3 separate regions of the Mus musculus genome follow, and regions 1 and 2 are each linked to region 3. A link is a loop called in an ENCODE intact Hi-C map of the cell type or tissue named here. Cell type or tissue: left cerebral cortex. All regions are shown on one strand.

Region 1 (8,000 bases), 82 kb after region 3:
TTAAGGTTGATTTATCTTTATTTTATGTATGTGGGTTCTTTGTCTGAATGGATGTCTGTGCACCACGTGCATGCAGTGCCCTCAGAGGCCAGAAACGAACGTCAGACCTGGAACTAGAGTTACAAATGGTTCTGAGCCACGATGTGGGCTCTGGGAATGGAACCCCAGCCTTCTGCCAAGATCAGCCAACGCTCTTAACCACCGACCCACCTCCCCTGCCCTCAACACTCTTTTAATACCATCTGCATGGATCCTGTGCTGTGTCTGTTTGTGGGATGCACAGGGTGACTCCGGGGGCGCACCACAATCTCACACGTGTTTTATGGTCACTGAAACCAAAGCCTTTATTATCTCCCAAGCATCACGATTAAAGCAAGAGAGAAATGATGTCTGTATCATGCTAGCAGGAGAAACTCAAGCACGGTCCCTCCACCTCATGTATTCAAGAGCAGGAGAACACAGACCGAGGGAGATATCACGAGCTGAAGTTGTCTAGGGCAAGAAGGGATCTGGCTGTTGCCAGCAGCACACAGCGGTGTTATACAGCAAGCCTGTATGTGCATCTTCTTGCCCCGCAGTGGTGGGAGTGACTGCTTTACTTGACAGGGTTACAGAAGTTGCCGACAGGGTCATTTGACTTTAACACGGCATCTAGCAAAAGAAGCAACAGCCAAGACAGCCTCTCTTATAAATGATGTTAAAATAACCATTTGATAGACAACGCACTTACCAGGAGCCGGAAAGGAGCTTGGGAGTAAGTAAGGAGAGAACAAGGAGGCAGACCCAGCTGCTCAAATGATCACCAACGGCAGCAAGGCAGTTTCTAGTGAAACGCACACCTTCCTGCCTGCACTTTCTTCGCGTTTGAAAGGCAGAGACGAAACAGTAGAAGACCATCGTTTTGTTTGTTTGTTTGCTTGCTTGCTTTGTTCTTTAAAGAGTAACATCTACCTTGCAGTGGCCAGGATCCTAGGACCTCTCACTGACTAGAGCGCTTTGATGTATTAGGTTTGAAGCTTAGATTTTAACGAACAAAACTCCAACAATAATAACAACCATGACAACGGCACAGGGAGAAGGGGGTCATGTCTCTGTGCAGGGGTTCGGGGAGGCTGGCACAGATGTAAGTTCTGGAAGGGAGCAGCAAATATCACATTGTTTTCAGGGCTTCACTCAATCTCCCACAGAATATGTGCAAAGCTCTCCCGGTAGTGGTCAGGAGGTGGCCGCTGTGAGCCAGGATGCTTGCCGGAAGTCTAAGCACTCTTTCTGCTCACGAGAGCCCTCCGGTCTGGTTGGCTTGAAGCACAGTTACTGGTACAAAGCCAATAAGCAGGCAGGGGCCACAAACCCTGGGTGCCTAGCAATGAACACAGATGACACTCAGGGCTGCTTTGCCTGATTCTTCCAGGCTATGTGCTAGATCAAACTGACTTACCCACACACAGATCCTCACAGACAGCCCATCCTACGCCGTGTCCCGTCTGCAAAGGGCCACGAGCTTACAGACGAAGCCAAGCACAGTTCCAGCTCCTAACACCCTTTTACGTCCCGTCTGAGCGTTGTTTTTGTCTCTTGGCTGGATGTGGAACACCTCCACGGGCATCCTAGCCCAAGTTCATGCTGTTGCAGCCGCAGAGAATCTCCTTGAACGTGTTGCGCAGCTCCAGGCTGCGGAAGGCGTAGATGAGGGGGTCGATGACGGAGTTGCACATGATGAGAACCAGGTAGGTGTTGAAATGGGCCGTGTAGCAGATGCAGTAGGGATTGGTGGGGCAGGTGATGATGAGGACCAGGTGGAGGAAGAAAGGCGCCCAGCAGAAGATGAAAACACCCAGCAGGATAGTGATGGTGACAGCCCCCTTCATGCAGGAGTGCTGCTGTGGGGCCACCACGCCAGCAGGGGGCAGCACTGCGATGCGCTGGACGTGGAGCCTGGCGAAGAGGAACATGTGGATATATAGGGTGCCCATGAGGAGCACCATGGCGAAGAACATGGTGATGAGACACACGATGACCATCTTGCTCTCGGAGTAGATGATGAACATCACGCCGCAGATGCCGCAGCAGACCCAGATGACCCCGATCAAGGTGAGGGCTTTCCTCACTGTCATGATGCTGTGGTACCGAAGGGCATAGAAGATGGTGACGTACCTGTCGATGGCAATGGCCAGGAGGTTGCAGATGGAGGCCACCAGGGAGATGCAAATCATAGAGTCGAAGATATTATCCATGTGCTGGATAAACTGGTCCTCCAAGGTCAGGGAGTCGCTGTTGATCACGGCGATCATGATGGTCTCCAGGGAGTTGGACAGGCTCACCAGCATGTCGGCTGCAGCCAGGCTGCACAGGAAGAAGTACATGGGAGAGTGCAGGTTGCCATTCCTGACCACAGCCAGGATCACCAGGATGTTTTCCATCAGACTGACGATGCCCAGAGCCAGGAAGACCTCCGGCTTGATGAAGACCTGCTCACAGAACCCACTGCCGCTCCGGTTGCTGGCAGGAGGGGCTGCAGGGTGCTCAGAGAGGTTAGGCAGCATCGGAGAAACAGAAGACAGGCAGCAGGAAGAGTTCATGGTTAACAGCAGGTCCAGTCCCAGCTGCGGCTCCTGCAGGGTCCTGAGCAAGCTGCTGGGGAAAATTCTCCTTCTAGGTGCTTCTCTTGTGGATGCTGTCCAGTCTAGACTTTAGTTTCTCCAGAGAGGGAGAGATAGATAGATAGATAGATAGATAGATAGATAGAGAGGGAGTGGGGCTTGGAGACATAGAAAGAACTTTCCTTTGCGGTCTCCAGCAATCAGTGCAGAGTCTGATCAGCCTGCCTCATCCCCTCTAGCTCTGACCCTCTCTCTCCAGTCTTCTCTCATCCCCACCCGACACCCGTTGCTACAGTTACAGCTCTACTTCTAGCGAGCCAGGGGTTGTGGGACTTGACGCTAGATGTGAGAAGAGAGAGCACTCGGGTTTTATGCATCGGAACTCCTACTTCATCTCCAGTGCAGCAAAATGACCACTGAGCAGCTGGCACTGTCTGACTGACAGCAGGTCGGGGCTCCGGGTTCCACCGGGGAGATGAGGAAGCAGATTGGCGCCCCCTGCAGTCCGGACTGCTCACCTGCGCTCGTGTAGGAGTAGTTCGGACCTGCCCGGTAAAGAGAGATCAGCATTCATTCTGCTGCTGGCCGTTTGTGGGTTGGTATGGGTCAGGTCTGCACTGGGTGTAAGAAATACAGAAGGAAACAAGAGAAGCGCTGGCCCAGCCCTTCCCCCGACCCCCGCCACCGCCAACCAGCGTCTAGGATGGAGGAAGAGAAATCAGAGAATTGTGCTCACACATTGACAATATTGCAGCTGTCACCCAGGAACTCCATAGAGAAGCAAGTAACACAGTCACGAGAATTACACCAATTTTTGTTTATTTCCAAGAACACATAAAAATGAAACCTGCACTAATAGTTCATTAAACGTGCAATTTAATAAGTCTAAGACACAATATGCATGCCTTCATTTAAAAATAGTTTATTATTAAAGTATGTCAACTGCTCCTGGCCCTTCGGGGAGTCTCAACCTTTTTTGCTATGGGAGGAGAGTGTTTGGCTCCAATGTTGATGGCTCTTGATTGGTCAGGGCATGATTTCTGGAGGCTGAGGTGGTCATTGCTACTTTCTAAATTACATCAGCATCTGGACCTGGTAGAGATGTAGGCTGGTCTGAGCAGAAGTTTCCTGTTTGTGTCAAGTTGGGATGTGACAGATTCATGGCCAAACTATCTTGGGCTATTTTATTTTCTGCAGACAGGGTATCACCTATGCCAGGCTGGCTTTGAACTCACTATGAAGCCAAGGATAAGGTTAAACTTCTGATCCTCCTGCCTTTGTGTGCCGACTGCAGGGATTGCAGGCACATCACCCCGCCTGGCTTCTGAGGTGCTGGGGATTGAACCCAAGGCTACATGCATGCTAGGTAGGCACTCTACCAACCGAGCCACATCTCCCAGCTATCTTTGGCTATATTTAGACCATATAATAGCCATCCTGTGTGTGATGTAATATTATATTGTGGGTATCACCTACTACGGGAGACCTTTGGGAATGTAATAAATTTGCAGATCACCAATTCCCACCCACCCCACCTCACGACACAGCATCAGAAACCCAGAGCAAGAAGTCCCCAGCTTTGCTGTAACCTGCCTACATGCTATGCCCACTAATATACTTGAAAGATACCATGATTTATTACTTTCTTTTGTTTTGTATTTATAAAACCACATGAAAACATTCCCATACTGCAACCTGATTTGGAGATGAGCTGAAGCCATATATATGTACCAGGCGTAGCCACTCATACTTGCTTCCAAAATAAACAACCTCTGGCTCCCTTTGAGGTGGGAGCTGTGCTTTCTTCTGACTTCAAGATGCTGAGGTAGGAGAGTTTTGAGTCCAGGTCCTGCTTGAGCTACAGAGTGAATTCAAAGCTAAACTGGGCAACTTAGTGAGACCCTGCCTCAAGATTAAAAACATGAAGAGGGCTGGGATGTAGCCCAGTGGTAGAGCACGTGTCTAATAAGTAAGGAGCATGAGTTTGATCCCCAGTGCTCCAAACCAAACCCTGGACGTCAATGAAGCTGCTAGACAGATGAACCTTCCAGTTTCCTGGCTTTTCTGTGCATGATTCCATGCTCTTTGCTAGCTTTTCACTTGCAACACAACTTCTCTTTTTAGATGGGAGCTATACTTTGCAGACCCTGCCACACGTAGCCTGACCAACTGAGCCTGTACACTACAGTATAGCTCAGGGTGATGGACACAAATCAGGAGATCATGGGGGCAAAGGGGAGGTGTTCTTTGCCAAGGACCCGTCCTAGACTGCGATATAGATGTAGGTTTGGACTTTTATGAAGAGGTGATATCCAGTGTGTGAGTTGGTGGGGTGAAGGTTGGGGCTGAAGGATGTGGGCGGGACCAAGGGAAGAGCTGTCTCTGGGAGGGTTGAGGTAGAGGAGGGCCCTGGGCAGAGGCCCTACCATGCTTGAAGTCTGGAGGGAATAAACATCTGGGGCAGGTGGGCATGAGGACCCCACTGGACCTCTGCATCAGAGTCACCTGGAGCAGTAGGAGCCAGGGCTATGCCATTTTGGTTGGCCTGTGACAATTTTCAAAACTATAGTAATTTGATAACCAGAACTTAAGTATTGAAGTTTCCTGGATGCTTTCCTCCCTCTGGACTCACAGTAATGGGCAGCCAGGAGAGACGGGTATCGATCACCTGACATTCTTTAACTGACTACTCACTGGTTACCCCTAGCAACAGCCAACTGTGGCCCAAACAAACTTTTCAATTCGTGTAGAAGAAAATTTAGGATATCCATAAAATCTCCCAGCTGAGGAAATTATTTTAAATGGGCAGCGTCAAGTTTACTACATAGATGATTGTTGAACAGGCAGAAGACAAGCCAGGATGGATCTCAACTTCCCCTCACAGACACAAGTACCCTCCTTCCCACGCTGATAGAAAACAGAGAACGGCTGGCTGAGAAAACTGGGTAGAGGATGTGGATATGAGTTCATGTAAAAGTAAATGTGACTGGATGACAAATCACCGGGGAGGCGGGGATCTGCAGCTCAGGGTGGGTTTGGGATTCTGTTTCCCCTGTTGGATTTCAGGGAGTTAAAGAGCTGGCAGGCTCTGCAGAAAATGTGAGCATTCTCTCACCACCTTCTTAGTGTTTGTAAACAGATCCACAAGCTGTCAGCCTCTGCTAAAACAAGACTGATCCGGGGGATGGGAATCTCAGCCAGTGAGCCGAGGGGTGTGAAATACTACTTCACCGATTGTCAGCCCTTTAATGTAATTTCCTGATTCTAAGCCGCCTGGGTGCAGGAAAACGATCTTTAACTTCCTTCGACTTCTTATCATCAGGGTTGTACCCAGAGCTGTACTCATACCACTTGGGTCTGTGTGTTTGAGGGCTCTAGTGTCGTGGGTAAAGCTGGGTCGCAAGGCAGGGGCGTTTGATACCCACGAGGTTTTTCCTGTTCTGTACTTGGCCTGGGAAGACGTCCTGGTTTCCATCTTCTGGAAGAGGACATGGAGACTTGATGCTTCCAACATGCATCTTTATGTGATAGCACTTTAAAACGGCTTTTGCCTTTGTTTTTTAAAGCCACAAACAAACAGACAAACAAACAAACAAACAACGACAAAGCACCCTAGCTTAGAATCCTCACTTGGGCCCACCAGGTAACTAAAAGATCGGTGAAGACCAGGGACTTCTGCCCTCATCTGTGTCTGCCTACCTAACCAAACTTAGTATCCCTCTTTAGGGCTGATGACAGAATGGACTATTGTCCCAAACCAGCGTCTACCTCGGACGACTCTTCACTTTAATGAGTGAAGGCACGTAGATCCACAGACCCAGTCCCTCCAGATGGGGGCAACTGTCCCTGAGGGTGAGTTTCTGACCTCACCATCTTGTACACTAGTGACCTCTGGGGATAACACCACCCCACAGCTGAGACAACAATAGATCAGTGACGGGCAAGATGGTACCTTGGCCAGGACTACATAAGCATGTCTACCTTTAGCTTTCATTTAGCTTAAAGCTCAGCTCAGTGCTCAAGAGATAGACTTGCTGTAACATGGATTAAATCTCTTCTCTATGTCTTTCACTGTTACATGCCTATTTTATATTTTATGTGAGCCTGTGTTTGTGTATGCACACATATATGGGTATGTAGTTGCAAAATGCTTGCATGTGTGTATGTGGGGGCCTGAGGCTAATCTTCAGTATTTCTTAAGTGTTCTCCACCTTGCTTTTGAGGCAGGGTCTCTCACTGACCTCAGAGCTTGTTGGTTACACTAGGCTAACTAATCATTGACACGCCTCTCCCCCGACCCCCCAGAGATTGGATCCTCTTGCCTCTGTCTGCAAAGCACTGGGATTCCCATAATAAACACACCCAGATTCTTTGTGTGTTTACAGGAGAGTTCAGAAGCAATCTTCGGGCTTTGCAATAAGCACTTTGCTGACGGAACCATCTCTCCATCTTTACATGTTGGCTCTTTAATTAGAGTATTGGATTGAGCGTTGGAGCTTGGCTTGTCGTAGCTGCTGGCTGGGGATTTAGTCCTAAAACTGTGTCTATACTCCAACTGCTAAGGATCACCTAGTTGGCCTCTGAACACCACCTCTCCCCTGGTTTTTGAGACAACCACACAGATGTAATTTTTCATTTCAGTGGAACCTTCTATAAGTAAATTGACTTTATCTTAATAATTGGAAGATATGACAGTGTCTGCCCGTGTTTGCCATCTGGTACCAGCACACGTGGGAATTCCTGTTTTGAATCTGTGGTCAATAGCCATCCTAAACATTTAGAGCGGATTAGTAGAAAGTCTACCCAGATGTTCTTTGTACTCAAAAAAGCATCTACAGTCATGGAGCTGGCATATTCCTGTTATCTTTCAAGAACTAGCTTAAATATCAACTGAAAAACATTTTTCCCCTCAACTTTCACATGCCAGCTTAGCCTCTGTACCACAAAATCTCCAAAACCAGGCCAGCAGAGCTCATCACACCTTTTTTTATTCTCAAAAGCACACAAAAGAAAAAAAAAACAATACGTGAGTTGGACTTCATCAAAATGAAAAATTTTGGATTTTAAAAACTACCAAGAAAGCAAGGAAACAACCCACAGGATTGGAGGAAGGCATTGGAGAAGAGACAGCCTGCTAAGTGGGTGTTTTAGGAGATGCAAAAAAATGTGTATAATCCAACCAGAAAACCAAATTAAAAACAGCCAGTAAATTATCTTCATCTGATTATTATGCATCATATCATATCATATCATATCATATCATATCATATCATATCTAATCCCATAAATATGTCCAAGTATTTATGCACTGATTAAAATATATTAAAATAAGTACCAAGGGATTTATTTGGTTAGATACTTCACCATCAACAAGCACTCAATATCATTAGCTATTATAGA
Region 2 (8,000 bases), 1.4 Mb after region 3:
AGAATATTCTCTCCCTGCCTCTAGTAGACCTTTCCCACAGCGTGGGCAGAAGGAAGCGCGCAGTGAGCTCCCAGTGAAAGCCTCTGCTTCTTCCAGCACTGGCTGGGGACAGTCCTCAGGTGTGTGGACATCTAGGGCAACTTACACTGCAGCCCCTAAAAACTGTCTGAGGTCAAAGACGCTGCCCTCAGCGATCTCTAACTATAAAAGCTATTGATTCAACAACAGTCCCAACCAGGCAAGTTGGTGTAAGTGACTCGCCAACCAGAGCTGAGCGTCCTGTGCTCAGGTCCCACGTAGTTCATGCACGGTGAGGCTCCGGGTCCACAAAGCAAAGACTGGGTTAGTCAGAAGCAGTAGCCGGGACAGAGGCACACATACAACAGTCTGAGGAGATGTGTTAACCGTTCAGCGACCCATCAGCTCGGCAAAAACCAGATCCCTGACTTTGATGCGGAAAAGAATTCCGAGATGAGGCAGTAAGAAGTGGAGTCCAGGTTCGTTAAAAACAGAAGTGTTCTAAGAGAAAGCAGGAAGCACACCAACCGGGGAGCACAGGGAGGCTCCTCAGAAGAGCCTTGTTCCTTAAAGACCTTTTAAACACAGGTTTAGCGTTGAGGGTTAAGTGAATGATGTGGAGGGGAGGGTCTGGGGGCGGGGCACAGGAGGAGGCGGGGCAGGAAGTTGGGGTGCAACCCGGAAGAGAGAAAGCAGACAGCTTTCTTGTTTGCACGAATTCTTGTTTGTTAGCTGGCAAGAGAGGTTTCAGCTAGACTCTAGAGTGAGGGTCTCCTATTTCCCCTAGTGTCCATTTCTCTGTCTTGCTATACTGCCTCAATTTGACTCAACATAACACACACACACACACACACACACACACACACACACACCGGAAACCTTAAGGGACATCTGGCATCAGGAGAAACACAGCCCCGTCCCTGACTAACCTGCTGGCTCCTAACCTGTACTTCCTCCTAGCAAGAGAGGGCCAGAATTAGACCTTAGCTTTCAAGCCTGAAGGCCAGCAAGGTCTCTCCTATTGTTCCCGAAGCTTTTCTTCCTTAGACTAAACCACAGAATCATCAGAAGCCCCACTGAAGCCTCCTGTGGGAGCCCCGTGATTCTTATCTTCAAAGCTTTCTTCTTCTCTCCTCTGGCTGGAAATTTGCATGGCAGCTAAAGAAGAGTGAATTCGGTGGCTGGCTCCCTTTGATAACCAAATGCTCCTCTTCTTCTGCTTGCTTCTTACAGTTCTCAAAGAAGTCCAAGGATGAAGAAAATAAGTGCTTTATTGAGCTCTATGTAACCACTTTAGCTGGCCTGAGGAGCCATCTTCTGTTTTCTGTCATCAGCTGAAGTCAATTAATAACTTGGGCAGAAAGTATTAAAAAGTGACCACCGGTCCCAGGTTGAATGCCCGCACAAGAGCACACACATGATTGAGAAAATGAAAGAAACAACCTCTTTGCTCTCTGCAATCTGCTTTACCCTTAAGGAAACAGTCTGTACTAGGACTGGTTCAGGAATCATGAGACCCAGCACAGGCTAGGCTTAAGGTAAACTTGGGCAGTGTAACCCAAAGTGGCCTGGAAAATCCACTCTTGTGTTGGAGATCCGCCAGGCTGATTGACTAAAGTGCCATCCATGATGGTGGAGACTTAGGGCATTGCAGATGGAGATGCAGATGTGTCTTGAGCTGCCTGTGTTAGCCAACTCTGTGTTTGATCTAACGTCCTTTTCATCGCCAGTTAAATTCTTTGGGTTGCGTACTTTTTAATTTCTTTTACTTTTGAGATAATTACACCATTTCCCCCTTCTTCTTTTCTCCCTCTAAGCCCTACCATATTGCTTCTCCTTGTTCTCTTTCAAAGTGATAGCATCTTTTTTTTCATTAATTGTTGTTATATACATACATACATGCCTAAATACATAAATATACCCTGCTCAGTATGTATGTCACACACACACACACACACACACACACACACACGTATATGCTTTGAGGGCTGACCATTGGTTTTGGATAACCAGATCCTGTGTTCTATCCTGGGCAAGACCATTTCTCCTAATCTCAGTATTTCTTAGTTATCCATGGTTCTTTGTCTAGGGTTGCGGCCCCATGGACTCTCCCTATTTGCTTTGGCCTCCCTGTTGTTGTCCATGTCCAGCTCATGTTTAACAGACCATGGTGGTGAAACTTTATGGTATAGTTCTGACATTACTAGGAGACACAGTCTCATAGCAAACTCCCCAAGCCTCTAGCTATTACAGTCTTTGCCCCGCTTCCTCTGCAACGTCATTCCCCAAGCCTTAGTTGCAGTAGTGTTTTCTAGACATATGCATTGTGACTGAGCTCCACAATTCTGCACTTTGATTGGTTGTGGTTTTTTTTCTGTAATAGTCTCTCTATCTGTTGCAGAAAAAAAAAGTTTCCATAATGAGAGGTGAGGAATATTCTTACCTGTGGGTGTAAGTTCAAATATTTAGAGTATAGTTAGGGATTATGTTGTTTTAGTAAAGTGGTGGCTGTGGACTCCCCTTTACAATCCATCACTAGTCCTGGGTAGTTAGCTGGGTTTCTAGTATCAGGTCTGATTGTCTGTTGGTTACTGGTGTGTTAAAATGGTGGGTCACCTCTCAACAGCACACTAGGCCAAGACAGTTCCATGTGGAAGAGGTTTTATTGGGAGAGACAAGGTGGTGGCAGAAAGAGAGGAGGGGGAGGAGAGAGAGAGAGAGGCGTTCTCCTTATTTATATGGAAAGTGACGTAATGCAGGTAAAGGTGGGAGGTGAGCCAATTGGATTCTGGGACTATGGTGCCTGTTGCCTTGGAAACAGGTCTGTAGGTAGCACTGTCACCTATGTGATGTCATAGGTTTGGGAGGTCCTGATGCCAACAGTTACCACCAAGGTATGCGTGTCAGCATTGTACACTCACGGACATCAAGCCGTGCTGGTCTGGAGTGGATTCTCAACAGGCCTGTAGGCCACTTTCAGAGCGCTCAGAATGATGGAGATAAGACTTTTCTAAGCAAAGAGAAGAACTGGAGCCTCTACAGTTCATGCCTGCTCAAGAACGAGCCAACTTTCTGACTCCGGCGAGGACCTTAATTTATCAAGTAATGCAATGATGCACTGCCACAGTCTGAAGCCCAAGTAGCCAGCGGGGCTTGAACACCAACCAGCTCATTAGACGAGGACTGTGGGAACCACAGTCTAGAGTACAGAGGAATCCTTCTGTAGCTCTCCATGCACATTGTCTAAACAAGCAAGCGTGACTGTGTGCCAATAAAACTTTATTTAGAAAAGCAGAATGCTGCCTGGCCTAGGATCAGAGTTTACACCTCTTTCCTATAGGGACCTCTGTTGAGAACAGAAGGCCATAGGGGCAAGCTTCTATTTAAACAACATGGTGCTGATATGGCTATCAGGCACTGGGGATCTAAAAGGCTATGTTATACCAAATGGCTGAGGCTGACCATCCAGGGTCCCCAAAAGTAAACTGTGATGACTATATAAATCATTGTATAGCTATTTGGGCAGAATGCAGTTTTGTGTGATTCTGTACAAATGTGTCTTTAAGGTCAAGGGATTAGCCTCTCTCTCTCTTGTGTGTGTGTGTGTGTGTGTGTGTGTGTGTGTGTGTGTGTTTTATGCCTGTGTGTCTACCCATTGTGTGCCCTGAGTGGTGGTCTGCACGTGTCCCTGAACCTGCCTGAGTATGGCCAATATATGTCAATAGGTACCTGCTGGAGGCTGTTCGCCGAGCCACCTGTGTGCTGGTAAATAAAGTATGTCTTGGATCTCTGTGGCTCCTAGAAATCTCTCCAAGATCCGCTCTTCACTTGACCTTTCTCCTTTCCTGCCGTCGGAGCTTGGACTGTACAACCTCCATCTCTTATTCATGCCCCTGCAGGGCTGGAGGGTAAGTACTGAGAAAATGAATAACCTACGGGTGATGCAACCAAGTCCTTGGCCCTTTAGGCTTTCCGATGTGAGCATGCAAATATAAGACGTGCCATAGAACTAACTGCAGGCAAGAGTCATGAAGGCTTGGCAGGATGTGGAACAAAAACACCCTGCACTACCTGTGGAGCTGAGCCTGCTTTTGGGAAGGGAAGGAAGGAGGCACCACCAAGAGCCACAGGCAAGCAAAGCTGGCTGCTGTGTTCAGTAGGGGTGGGGGTGGAGGGAAGCAGGTTTGAAGGTTGGTGGGTGGCTCACTGCCTTCAGTTGCAGCAGCTGGAGTCTCTCCTCCTTCCCAGGCCTGCCTTTCCCAGCTGGGCTGTGCTTTCAGTCAGAGCTTCTCCGAGGCCTTCTCCTTCAGAAAAGAGCAGTCCTGGCAGCTTTGCTCTCAGGTATCTCAGAGCAACAAAGAAAGTCAAACCGAGTCTCCTTATTAGTTGTTATAGCAACAAAGCAAACACTGCTGAGGTACTGGAAATGCCAGGCAGGTGACACTTGGAGAGCTGTAGTCACAACACACCCTCCTCCCTGCCTGTGTGTGCAATGTCACACACAGACATCTTGGTAGCTGAGTGCTGGATTTCTCAGTGATGAATCGGGGTGGGGTTCCCTCTTGAGTCTTCAAACTCCAGCTGATTCCCCGTGAGCATCTTGAGTGGCCACACCTAGCTGGCTGCCCCCAGTTCTAAGTGCAATGTGAAGTTGACTGGCACTCTCCATCTCAGATTTAGTGGGCTCCTTAGTGGAGGACTTGCTAGCATTTACTAAGTGCGTTGAGATTATCTGGAGATGGCTATTCGAAGTGCAGATTTGGGCTCCACCACCATCCATGGAATGAATGTTTTACCAACAGTCAGAGACAGTGTGACCACTACCGCCTTACTTTCTCATAGATTTAGCCAACTGGTCACCAGGCTGTCCTGGGCCAGCTGGGCCAAATCAGATTGGTTCAAGGAGCTTGCATTGAAATGAGCCAGCATTAACTACCATACCTCCACCTGAAATTCAACCTACAGGATCCACCACCTCATTAGGGAACGGAAATAAATGCGAGGACTTGATGAGACTCTAAACACGTGTTCTGGCACCAAGGGAAGAGGAGTCTCTGCTGAGTTGGAACCTTGGGGCTGGGGGTCAGGGTTGGGATGGTTCTGTTGGTAGAAGTGCGGATTCTACAAATGTGAAGACCTGAGTTTGAATCCCTAGCACACACATGCAAGGTGCTGGGTTTCTCATCGAAGAAAGAGCAAGGCGTGGCTGTGTGTTCCTATGACCCTGCCCTGAGGTGGCTTCTAAGAGCTTCTGTTGGTGAAAGACCCTGTCTCAATGCAATAAAGTCACGATGATAACACCCTGTCCCAGCCTTGCCATGTGAGCCCATGAACCACACTCATATCACACACAGACACACACTCACACACAGTCATACAATACTACTCTCTGTCTCTTACACACAAACACACACACAAATACACACACACACTGTGTCTCCTCTCTCAAAGATAAGATATTGTTTTCCGAAATAGAAGACTATCCCTTCATATAGATGCATGTTATCTTTAGTGTTTCTTCTTATTTCCTAAACAATTGGATGAAATATTTTGAACTTATGAATTCGGCTTCTGAATTGAGAAGCACAATGTGTACAGTAAAGTGTAGGCCACCATGCCCATAGGTGAGCCGAACACTTGCATTCCAGAATTACATGATTGAATTCCAGAAATGCAAGCCATCCCCTCTGGTCCTTCCACGTTTTCTGTGTGCTTCTGCTTTCAGCTGGATAAATGGTCTTTGCAACAATGGGCTAAGCGTGCAAAGGAAAGCACGTGGCTTACCTGCCTGTCCTCTAGTCCTCTCTCAAATAACCCCAATACCACTTATTCCATGGTACAATTAAAACCCCAACTGAGTCAAAGAAGCATCTCAGAGTCTAGTCACCAGATTGCAGGTTCTTGGCAGCACTGGCGTGTGCCTTTGAACATAATTTTAATTATTACTAAGACTAGTGTTGCCCTCTGCCCGTATCTGCACTTGTATGTTCACCCTGGAGGGGAAGATTTACAAAGCCAAAACTTAGTTCAAACCAATATCCCAATGGCTATAGGGCAGATAGCAGCATGCCAAGTGTCTCCTGGTATGGCCTGAACATCTAATAACAGATAATATATAGGGCTCTTATTATCCATAGTGAAGCAGAGGCTGGCAGCTACAATGTGGTTAAATACCCTGCCCCTTGTACTTATGAATAAAGCTTTATTTTTTTCAAACAGGGAGGCAATACACAAAGTCCAAAATACCCATATTCTAATTCTTTCTAGAAGTTGTCTCTGCCCCCAGGTTGCCTGTCTTGGGGAAGCTTACATTCCAAACTTGGGAATTTGGTGTCAGGGGTCCTAATGCAAGTCTCCCACCTAGCAAGTCTGTGTTCATGGCTGTAGAGGTTAAGTTTCTTCATAGTGTTTGAGACTGCCCATGGAGAAAGGGGAGAAGCTAACTAAACTTCACAGAGCTACAGGAGGAAGTCAACGACACGACACAGAACAAATAAATGTCTCCAACAGGAGCCAGGGCCAGTGTGTCTAAGTCTCTTTCTTATCGACGGCCCTTTCCCTGAAGATCTCCAATGAGACCTTGCTTGCAGCTACCTCCGTTCAGTAGCACTTCTCTGCACATCATTAGCTCAAGACTCGCTTTGGCAATTTCGACTTCATTAAAATTATAATTATTTCTTTCGTTGCCTTTCCTTTATCTGCTCCTCAAGCTCCTCATTGTCTGCCAAGGCCGAGGGAACCTGGGAGAGTCGCTTATGAGACTGCAAAAGCAAAGGAAAAGAAAAGAAAAGCCAGGTAGAGCCGGAAAGGAAATGGAGCAGGGCGGGGAGGGGTGCTAAGTGTGCATGGCGAGCTGCATTGTTACAGACGAAAATGGATCCATCTGGGAGAAGGAAGAGCAAAAATTACGTGGGGGGAAAAAAGCTGCAGAGAACCCAGACAGAGTGCAGGTGCATTCTGGGAAGGCCATCAGACCCAAGCCATTAAGTTGCCCTAATCCATTCATTAATTATTAGCTGACTTCAGACCTCTCTCCTGAGATCTCTCCCCTCCTGGGAAAGGTCCTACCCGAGGTGTCCTTGGAATCTCAGCTCTGGAACAAGCAGTGCATTTAGCTTAGCAGGCTTGGGTTTTTAGCTAGGCTGAAGATATGGGGTTATAAGGTGTGTCTATCTCCCCTTTGAGCCTTTCTAGAAATGCTCAAACAGCAATGGGATGTTGAAGTGTTTTGTGGGAGCCTCTGCAATATATATATATATATATATATATATATATATAATTCTGAAACTCATTAGGTATTTTCTTCCATGAAAATAATGGATTCAGAGGAAGCTGGTGTGCAGAAGTGTGCATTCAAGGTGAAGTCTCCCATATACAAAGAACCCCATTCCGAGGATGTGAATCTGACCTTCTCTCTCTCTCTGTCCATCTGACACGCATCTATCAGGGGTCCAGGCTCAGCTCTAGGGCTGAACATTGTAGTTGTCAAACTCAGCAAAGACCATCCAGGATGATTTGAACTCAAGATACAAGGTGCTAAGTGTGCATGGCGAGCTGCATTGTTACAGACGAAAATGGATCCATCTGGGAGAAGGAAGAGCAAAAATTACGTGGGGGGAAAAAAGCTGCAGAGAACCCAGACAGAGTGCAGGTGCATTCTGGGAAGGCCATCAGACCCAAGCCATTAAGTTGCCCTAATCCATTCATTAATTATTAGCTGACTTCAGACCTCTCTCCTGAGATCTCTCCCCTCCTGGGAAAGGTCCTACCCGAGGTGTCCTTGGAATCTCAGCTCTGGAACAAGCAGTGCATTTAGCTTAGCAGGCTTGGGTTTTTAGCTAGGCTGAAGATATGGGGTTATAAGGTGTGTCTATCTCCCCTTTGAGCCTTTCTAGAAATGCTCAAACAGCAATGGGATGTTGAAGTGTTTTGTGGGAGCCTCTGCAATATATATATATATATATATATATATATATAATTCT
Region 3 (8,000 bases):
TGGCAGACATCTCAGGGAACGGGCACCTCCAACATCCTGTCATCTTCAATGCAATCCAGGCTTCATTTTCACAGGCAGTGGCCTCCCGGGGCTTTCATGAGGGGTGCCCATCATGGGCTGCACTCAGCAGATTTCCTTAACCATGGAGGAAGACCCTGCAAGCCTTAACTTCCATGTCCCTTGTGACTGTAAAGCCAGAAGCTCATGGTCCATGCTGCCAAATTTGCCTGCCTGCTTGGCATGACTTTGCCTGCCTGATTACCTCCTCCTTGAATTACATAGGCATACGTTTTGATTGCTGCTGCTTTGTAGGAATGGAAACTTTCTCAGACCTCTTCCTTTCAACAGTGGCAGGATCAGCTGGGTGGGGCCTTGTCCTGGAGGGCGACTCTCTTTCTTCCACATCTCATTGGGTCTCTGTCTTTCAGCACAAGCCTGGGCTCCGTCATTAAATCTCCTGGTGTGCTTCTTCTCCCTAGACTGTACATCTGGTGTTTCTTTTTGCCCTGCTTGCTCTTTTCCATTTAAAGGCGCGTAATAGAAGGGTTATTAATAACCGTGCAACAGAGCTAATATCAGTCTGTCCTGAAGTCTCGTCTTCCAATGAATTAGTCCCAGACTTTTCAATTTAGCAGGAAGCAGATCCTCTTTTTCAATTCTAGCTGTCTTGCTGTGCATTCCCTCACTCAACCCCATGTCCCCTCCTCCTCCCCTCCAACCTTCCTGTTCCTGTCCTCCACAAGGCTGTAGTACACCCATAAAACCTATTCTATTCTCCCTTCAGTATGTCTCCTATCGCAGTCCTTTCTTCTATGCCAGTGGTTCTCAACACTTTTTAGCAAAGCTCTGTCTCAAAAAACTATTTAATGTATGATTCACAAGAGTAGCCAGATTACAGTTATGAAGTAGCAACAAAAATAATGTTATGGTTGGAGGTTACCACAACATGGGGAACTGTATTAAAGGGTCATAACATGAGGAAGGTTGAGAGACATTGAGCTATGCCTTACCTCTCTGGGTCTATGGCTTGTGGCTTGGTTATCATGTATTTAACAGCTAGTATTTACATAAAAGTGAATACATGACATATTTATCTTTCTGGGTCTGTGTTACCTCACTCAGAATGATTTTTTTTCTAATTACACCCATTTGCCTGCAAATTTCATTATGTCATATTTATTTATTTTTTATAACAGCCGAGTGATACTCCGCTGTGTAAATGTACCACATTTTCTTTATCCATTCTGTTGAGGGGCATTTAAGGTGTTTGCAGTTTCTGGCCACTATGGTTAGAACAGCACTGAGCACGGTTGAGCAGGTGCCCCTGTGATAGGATGGAGCATCCTATGCCTAAGAGTGACATCGCTGGGGCTGGAGGTTCATTGACTCCGGCTTTCGCAGGAACTGCCGTACTCATTTCCATCGTGGCTGTGCAGTTTGCCGCAACGGAGGACTGTTCCCCTTGACCCACATTAAGGGCAAAAACCAACCACAGAATGTATCACCAGAATGGTCTTTAGTCCAGCTGCTGGTGCCCTCTGAAAGCTCCTGAGCTGGGCCTCCATAGCCCACATTGGTTTCAATACTATAGCCTTCCAGGCTCCTACTAGTATGACTCTTTAAGTAAGCCTTGCTCACAGCATTCAACGTTACAGCATTCACCTGCTTTCCTAGTCCAAACTCCCAAAGTATCTGCATTCTTTTTTTTTTTTTTTTCTGAGACAGTGTTTCTCTGTGCAGCCCTGGCTGTCCTGGAACTCACTCTGTAGACCAGGCTGACCTCGAACTCAGAAATCCACCTGCCTCTGCCTCCCAAGTGCTGGGATTACAGGCATGTGCCACCACTGCCCGACCCTCCGCATTCCTTTAAAGAGCAGCATGGCAGGCCAGTCACAGCAATACCTAACTCCAGCTACCTACTGCTGCTTTGGTTATTTTTCTATTACTGTGACAAGACACCATAACCATGGTGATTTATAGAAGAAAGCGTTTATCTGAGGCCTACCGTTTCAGAGACATGGTTAAGAGTCCTCATCCATCATGACAGAAGGTGGGTGAGCCCAGAGCTAGAGAAGTAGTCGAGAGCTTACATCTCAATCTGCAAACAGTATGGGGGGAGAGAGAACGAGAGAGAGAGAGAGAGAGAGAGAGAGAGAGAGAGAGATAACTAACTGGGGAGTGGTGTAAACTTTTAAAACCTCAAAGCCCATCCCCAGTGACACACCTCCTTAAACAAGGCCACGCCTCCCAATCCTTCTCAAACATTTCCACCTACTGGGGACCATGCATGAAGCAGATGAATCTATGGGGCCATTATCTTCCAAATCAGGACACAGATTAACAGTGGTGGGGTTACTTTTGGGAATACAGCAAGGTGGCTGCACAAATGATCTCTGAGAGACTGTAATGACACGGGCAGAACTTGTACAAGCTCAAGCCAGACTGAGGTCCCCGCACAGAGCAGTAGCTTCGTAAACCAGGGCCCAGGTCTAGCCAGGAAGCTGTTTGTAAAGGATAGCTGCTGGGGGAGGGAGAAGCGGCTGTCATCCATGGAGTGACACTGAGCATGCCCATTGCAGTCGAGGACCAGCTTCATGCTCAGGAGTCATTGGCCAATGCAAATTGGACTCCGAGTTTTTCAGTACCTTTGGTTTTTTTGTTTGTTTGTTTTCTTTCTTTTTAAAAATTCTCTTTCTTTTTCTCTTTTTAAGAGAGAGAGGAAGAACATGAAGTTGGGTGAGTAGGAAGTGGGGAGGGAGTTGGGGAATGGAAAAGAATATGATTATACATACCGTATGAAATTCTCAAAGAATACTAAATAAATAAATAAGACCCCCCATGGCTCTGTCAGACTCCCTGGGTTACACAATTTCCCAACTCTTGGTGATAATCCAAGTTTCCTCCTCTACTTGCCAAGAGAAAGCCTTTACTTCTCCTTTTCCTCCTCCTCTTCCTCCTTCTCTTTTCATTTAGACAGGCTCTCAAAATTGTCCAGGTGGCATTTGAACTCACTGACCTTGAACTTCTGATCCTTCTTTTTGTACCTTCCAAGTGCTGAGACGACAGGCTTGCACCACCCTGCATGGCACACGATGGAATCCAAGACTTCGTGCACACTAGGCTAGTACTTTGCCTCAGTCCTGGCCTTCAGTCTGCCCGAAACTTCATTAACCAGGGAAGATTGAATTAAACCTGCAAGAAGGGAGCCTCAGTCACACATCTGGAAGAACCCAGCCCAGCTTTGACTCTTTTGCACCTGCCCACCCTAAACCTCTCCCTTCTTCTAAAATCACCAGCACCTTTATTCTCTCCCACCAGGAAGAGAGATTTAAACCTCAGCCGTCTGACCTTCAGAAGATCTTCTCTTCTCTTCTCTTCTCTTCTCTTCTCTTCTCTTCTCTTCTCTTCTCTTCTCTTCTCTTCTCTTCTCTTCTCTTCTCGCCATACCCTGTTTAGCTGCTGCTCACAATAATAAACCTGTGTGGTGTCTCTCCTGTTAGTCTGTCTATTGTCTATTGTCTATTGCTTGTACTAAAACCATCGGACCTTCAGAGGAAAACAGAACACTCCCAAGGGCTCTAGTTAACATTGAACAAGATTCTTAATGAGATTTTTTTCTCCCATCGGTGAATGGTGCGGGAATACCCCTGCGTCCATGGGATGACAATATTCTGAGTTTGTTGGGTGCTTAATCCCATGATGCCCACCTCTTCCCACTGTAAGGAGTGCTGGTGATGATCATGGCCATGTTTGCAGCATCCTTTAGAGGAAGCGCAGGCTTAATGTTTCCAGCTGCTGTTGGTTCTTGGCACTACAACCCCAAAAGTCTGGCTTCATTTAAATTTTCAAGTAAGAGAACTGAGGCCTCAGAAAGGTGAAGGAGGATGGGGGTGCTATCCCACGTGGCTGGCCAGTTCCTGGGAGCTCTTCCTGTTCCCGTACATTTCTGGCATGCTTGATGGGGGAGAGCTGCTGGCTTTGTTGGGAGACACTAGGTAAGAGGTTTCAGGGGACTGCAGAAGCCACCCCGGCATGACGGCGAGTTGCGGAGTTGCGAGTTGCGTGGCTCTGAGGCTATCAAGTGCAGATTGCTTTGGTCAGTCGCCACAAGAGCGGCTCTCAGCACAGGGCACCCTTGTAGCAGACACCAATACCCAGAAGGTGGCGCTGTAGGCTCTCCCACGGCCACGATCACAGAGGCAGAGCTACAGCAGCCCATAACATTTGCGGTAGTTTTGTGAAAGCTGTAATTTGCAAATGTAAGTACTTAAAAGATGATTTTCCTGAGTTACAGAGTCTTTCCACCTTTCAACAAAACGCCTCTGTGTGAGTGCAAATTGCTTCTTGTGGGATGCTGCCATTCCTCCATCACACTGGGGGACACAGGGCTAAATACAAAGAAACGAACCATTGTTGGTTTATTTCCTTATTGAATATTGTTAGCATGTTCAAAACGATCCTGTGCTTGTACAAAAGGTACTATTCAATGAACATATCTCCAAAGAGTATTATGCAAACACAGCATGCACAGATCTGCAGTTGAGGGCTCTGGGCCTGAGAGACCCCGAGTGAGTGGCGGCTGTGGAACCAACATGGTGGCATGTAAATCCCATTCCAGAGTGGTGCCTGTTCACAATCCGGGTTATGGGTTACCAACTAAGGACCCTTAGCCGTGCAGACTGTTCCATTGGCTACTGGCTGGAGAAGGACAAGCAGGGTGAGCAGAAAGGAGAGATTTCTTGGGAAGACAAAGCATTGTCAGGGTGCAGCTGTAGTTGTGTTGGCTCTTTGCAGTTTGCTGGGGTAGAAGTCACATAGCCACATACAGTGGGAACTGACATACCATGGGGCAGGAGGTCATTCTAGAATTTGGGTTATCCTGGAGTCAGAGGTCACTCTGGAATTTAGGGTACACTGGGGTAAAGTTTGGGATATACTAGGGTGGGAGGTTGCTGGGATTTGGGATATGCTGGGGAGAAGTCTGTCTGAGATCTGGGATATACTGGATGGGAAGTCACTTCGGGATGCTAGTGGTCAGTCTTCGCATGCCCTGTGCACTGGAAGCTTACGTAATTGAGCAAACCAATAGAGGGAAGCACTGCGCAGGGGACCGTGTGTGTCTGAGGAGCCATTGCTCACTCGTTCCAGGCCAGTACTTCCCGGCTTGTATACCTCAAGTGACCAACCCTTTCATCAAAATGCTGCCGGAAGGAATCTGCCTCCTCCTACCCAGGGCTGGAGGCTGCTTCTGAATCCCCTGGCTCTGGCTTAGCATGTTGATTAAACTCTGATCAACAGGGTTGGTTGAGCAGAAGTCATGCTCCGTGTGTTGTGAACTCAGCCTGCAAAAGGTCTTCCCTGGTCCTGCTGTTGTTTCTAGAACTGCGGCTACCTCATGCACAGGTCTGGGTAGCCTGCTGGAGGCTGACACCCCAGCTAAGTGCCGCTGGGTAGCTGATGTCTGCTGAGCAGGAACCATCTCTGCAGGTTGTGAAGTGGTGGTTTGTCACACAGAAGACTCTGCTAATTGACTTGCGGGATGTAAAATCTCTTGTGTATTTCTCTCTCCCTCGTCTGTCTCTCTCTGTTTGTCTGTCTCTGTCTGTCTGTCTCTCCCCCTCTCTATTGGTCTGTCTCTCTCTGTCTGTCTCTGTCTCTCCCCCTTTCTGTCTCTCTCTCTGTTTGTCTGTCTCTGTCTGTCTGTCTCTCCCCCTCTCTGTTGGTCTGTCTCTCTCTGTCTGTCTCTGTCTCTCCCCCTTTCTGTCTCTTTCTCTCTGTTTGTCTGTCTCTGTCTCTCTCTCCTCCTCTCTGTCTTACTGTCTCTCTCTCCCCCTCTCTGTCTTTCTGTCTCTCCCTCCTTTCTGTCTTGTCTCTTCTGTCCCTGTCTCTGTTTCCCTCTCTCTCTCTCTTTCTCCCCCTCTATCTGTCTCTGTCTGTCTTTGTCTCTGTTTCTCTGTATCTGTCCCTGTCTCTGTTTCTCTCTCTCTTCCTGTCTCCCTGTCTGTTTGTCTGTCTGACTGTCTCTGTCTCCCTCTCTCTGTCTCTATCTCCCTCTCTCTGTCTCTGTCTGTCTCTGTCTCTGTCTCTGTCTCTTTTTATCCATGACTGAAAAGGACGAAGTATCATGTCAGGAAAGTGTAGAAGCAATGCAAGCTTTTGAATTTTTGGATTTTTATGGCATTTTTGAACATACTTGTTCTTTTGGTCCCTTTGCCCACTCTCCCTGCCCCATCCTGCTCAACTCTTGCTGGGTTCTCTCTTCCCTGAAATGTCCCCTCTGCCTTGATATCACATGTATTTTCCAAGCCTCACGTAAAGATGTCCGCTTTCTGCTAAGACCTCTTCTTCCCTCTCACTGTCTCCTCTCTAGCTTCATGGCTCACACGACCTAAGTCAGCAGGTGCTTTACCAGCTGGGCCGTCTTCCAGCCTTTACACCAGTTTTGGAGACATTAAAAAGCTCTTAAATACAATCTTGGTCATACGTGCCAACCAATAAGAAACAGATGTAATTCTCTTAGCGTCGCCAAAGTAGAAAAGAGGACAAAAAGTTTCAGGATGGGAGTGGCCTCTGCCTCTTGCAGGTGACCCTCGAGGTATTTGCTGGATGGTCTTACGAGAGACAGAGGAACGTGGCGCCTCGTACTGTCACACAGTGCAGCACAGCTTGCTGTCCTCCAGGTTCAGACTTGGAGAAGGCCCTCCTTTGTGCTCATAAAAGCTTTCAATGTCATTTCTATCCCGCAAGCCAGCTCTTCTGTGCAGGTAAATGCATTCAGCGTCGTTCCCATTTTGTGCAATGCAATTGCTTGGGCAAATGACTTGGGATAAGAGCAGGGGCTGGGATAAGAGCAGCGCTAGCTTTTAGAGCATATTCTCTTCAGGTGTGGACAGGGGACCACCTGCCCAGCATCACCTGGGACAGGGGACCACCTGCCCAGCATCACCTGGGACAGGGGACCACCTGCCCAGCATCACCTGGGACAGGGGACCACCTGCCCAACATTACTTGGGACAGGAGACCACCTGCCTATCATTAATTGGGGCAGGGGACCACCTGCCCAATATCACCTGGGACAGGGGACTGCCTGCCTAACACATCTGAGATAGAGGAGCACCTGTCCAGAATCACCTGGGGACAGGGGACCAACTGCCTAACATCTGGGATAGGGGACTACCTGCCCAGCATAACTTGGGACAAGGGACTCCCTGCCTAACATCACCTAAGACAGGGCATCACCTGGGACAGGGGACCAACTGCCCAATATCACCTGGGACAGGGGACTACTTGCCCAGCATCACCTGGGACACGAGACTACCAGCCTAACATCACCTGGGACAGGGGACCACCTACTCAGCATCACCTGGGACTGGGGACACCTGTCCAGAATCACCTGGGACTGGGGACACCTGTCCAGAATCACCTGGGACAGGGGACCACCTGCCCAGTATCACCTGGGCAAGAACAGTAGAAGGACTTCTTTGATTCACACATTTCTGGGTCCAAGCTGAAGACAGGTTCAGAGTCTGTGGCAAATAGTGCAACTGTCTGGAGTGCACTGGAAGGGGAAGGAGGAGGCACTGTTGCCCAGTGGTGAGTTCCTGGGAGACTTCCCCCCTTGTTAAGTAGAGAATCTTAAAGGTCTCAGTGAGATGCTGAGCTGTGACCTAGGAAGTGTGGAGGACTGGCTTTGATTTGGCTTCTAGAAGTGTGTGTGTGTGTGTGTGTGTGTGTGTGTGTGTGTGTGTGTGTGTGTGCATGTTCATGTGTATGTTCATGTTTGTACATCTGTGTGAATGTGTATTCCTGTGTGTGTTCATGTATGTGCATGTGTATGTGTGTGTGTATGTGTATATGTTTATGTGTATCTACGTATGCATGCGTGCGTGTGTGTGTGTGTGTGTGTGTGTGTGTGTATGTCCGGGCCTTATGCATGGTGAGCCCTACCACTAAGTTACACTCTCAGCTTTCGGGAGAGAGTTGCTTAATAAGGAAAGCTG

What was found. Hi-C counts contacts between places; a loop is a spot of excess contacts. Peaks named below come from ENCODE experiments on the same cell type or tissue, not always from the same donor. Only the 100,000 strongest peaks of a DNase experiment are listed, where the experiment ranks them.
Region 1: a loop joins it to region 3, with 6 times the contacts of the local background. A loop is called at or near these places in 22 of 42 quality-filtered maps.
Region 2: a loop joins it to region 3, with 3 times the contacts of the local background. A loop is called at or near these places in 2 of 42 quality-filtered maps.

What each region holds. Positions count from the first base shown.
Region 1 is chr2:172,243,439-172,251,438 of GRCm38, reverse strand. It overlaps Mc3r (melanocortin 3 receptor), which reads right to left and starts at 2,947. Exons shown (of 1, transcript NM_008561.3): 1 at 325-2,947. The coding sequence starts at 2,579. The coding sequence ends at 1,608. In left cerebral cortex, CTCF peaks have their summits at 1,891 (motif pointing right) and 3,104 (motif pointing left); DNase peaks (open chromatin) are centred at 1,945, 3,092 and 5,668.
Region 2 is chr2:170,880,829-170,888,828 of GRCm38, reverse strand. No RefSeq gene overlaps it. Among named protein-coding and RNA genes, the nearest start is that of Gm35033, 110 kb to the right of the region's middle. In left cerebral cortex, no CTCF peak of the experiment used is centred here; DNase peaks (open chromatin) are centred at 4,217 and 4,516.
Region 3 is chr2:172,325,539-172,333,538 of GRCm38, reverse strand. Gm14273 (predicted gene 14273) reads right to left here. Exons shown (of 5, transcript NR_166167.1): 2 at 3,017-3,192; 3 at 2,006-2,098. Among named protein-coding and RNA genes, the nearest start is that of Gm14273, 5.2 kb to the right of the region's middle. In left cerebral cortex, a CTCF peak has its summit at 4,167 (motif pointing right); a DNase peak (open chromatin) is centred at 4,166.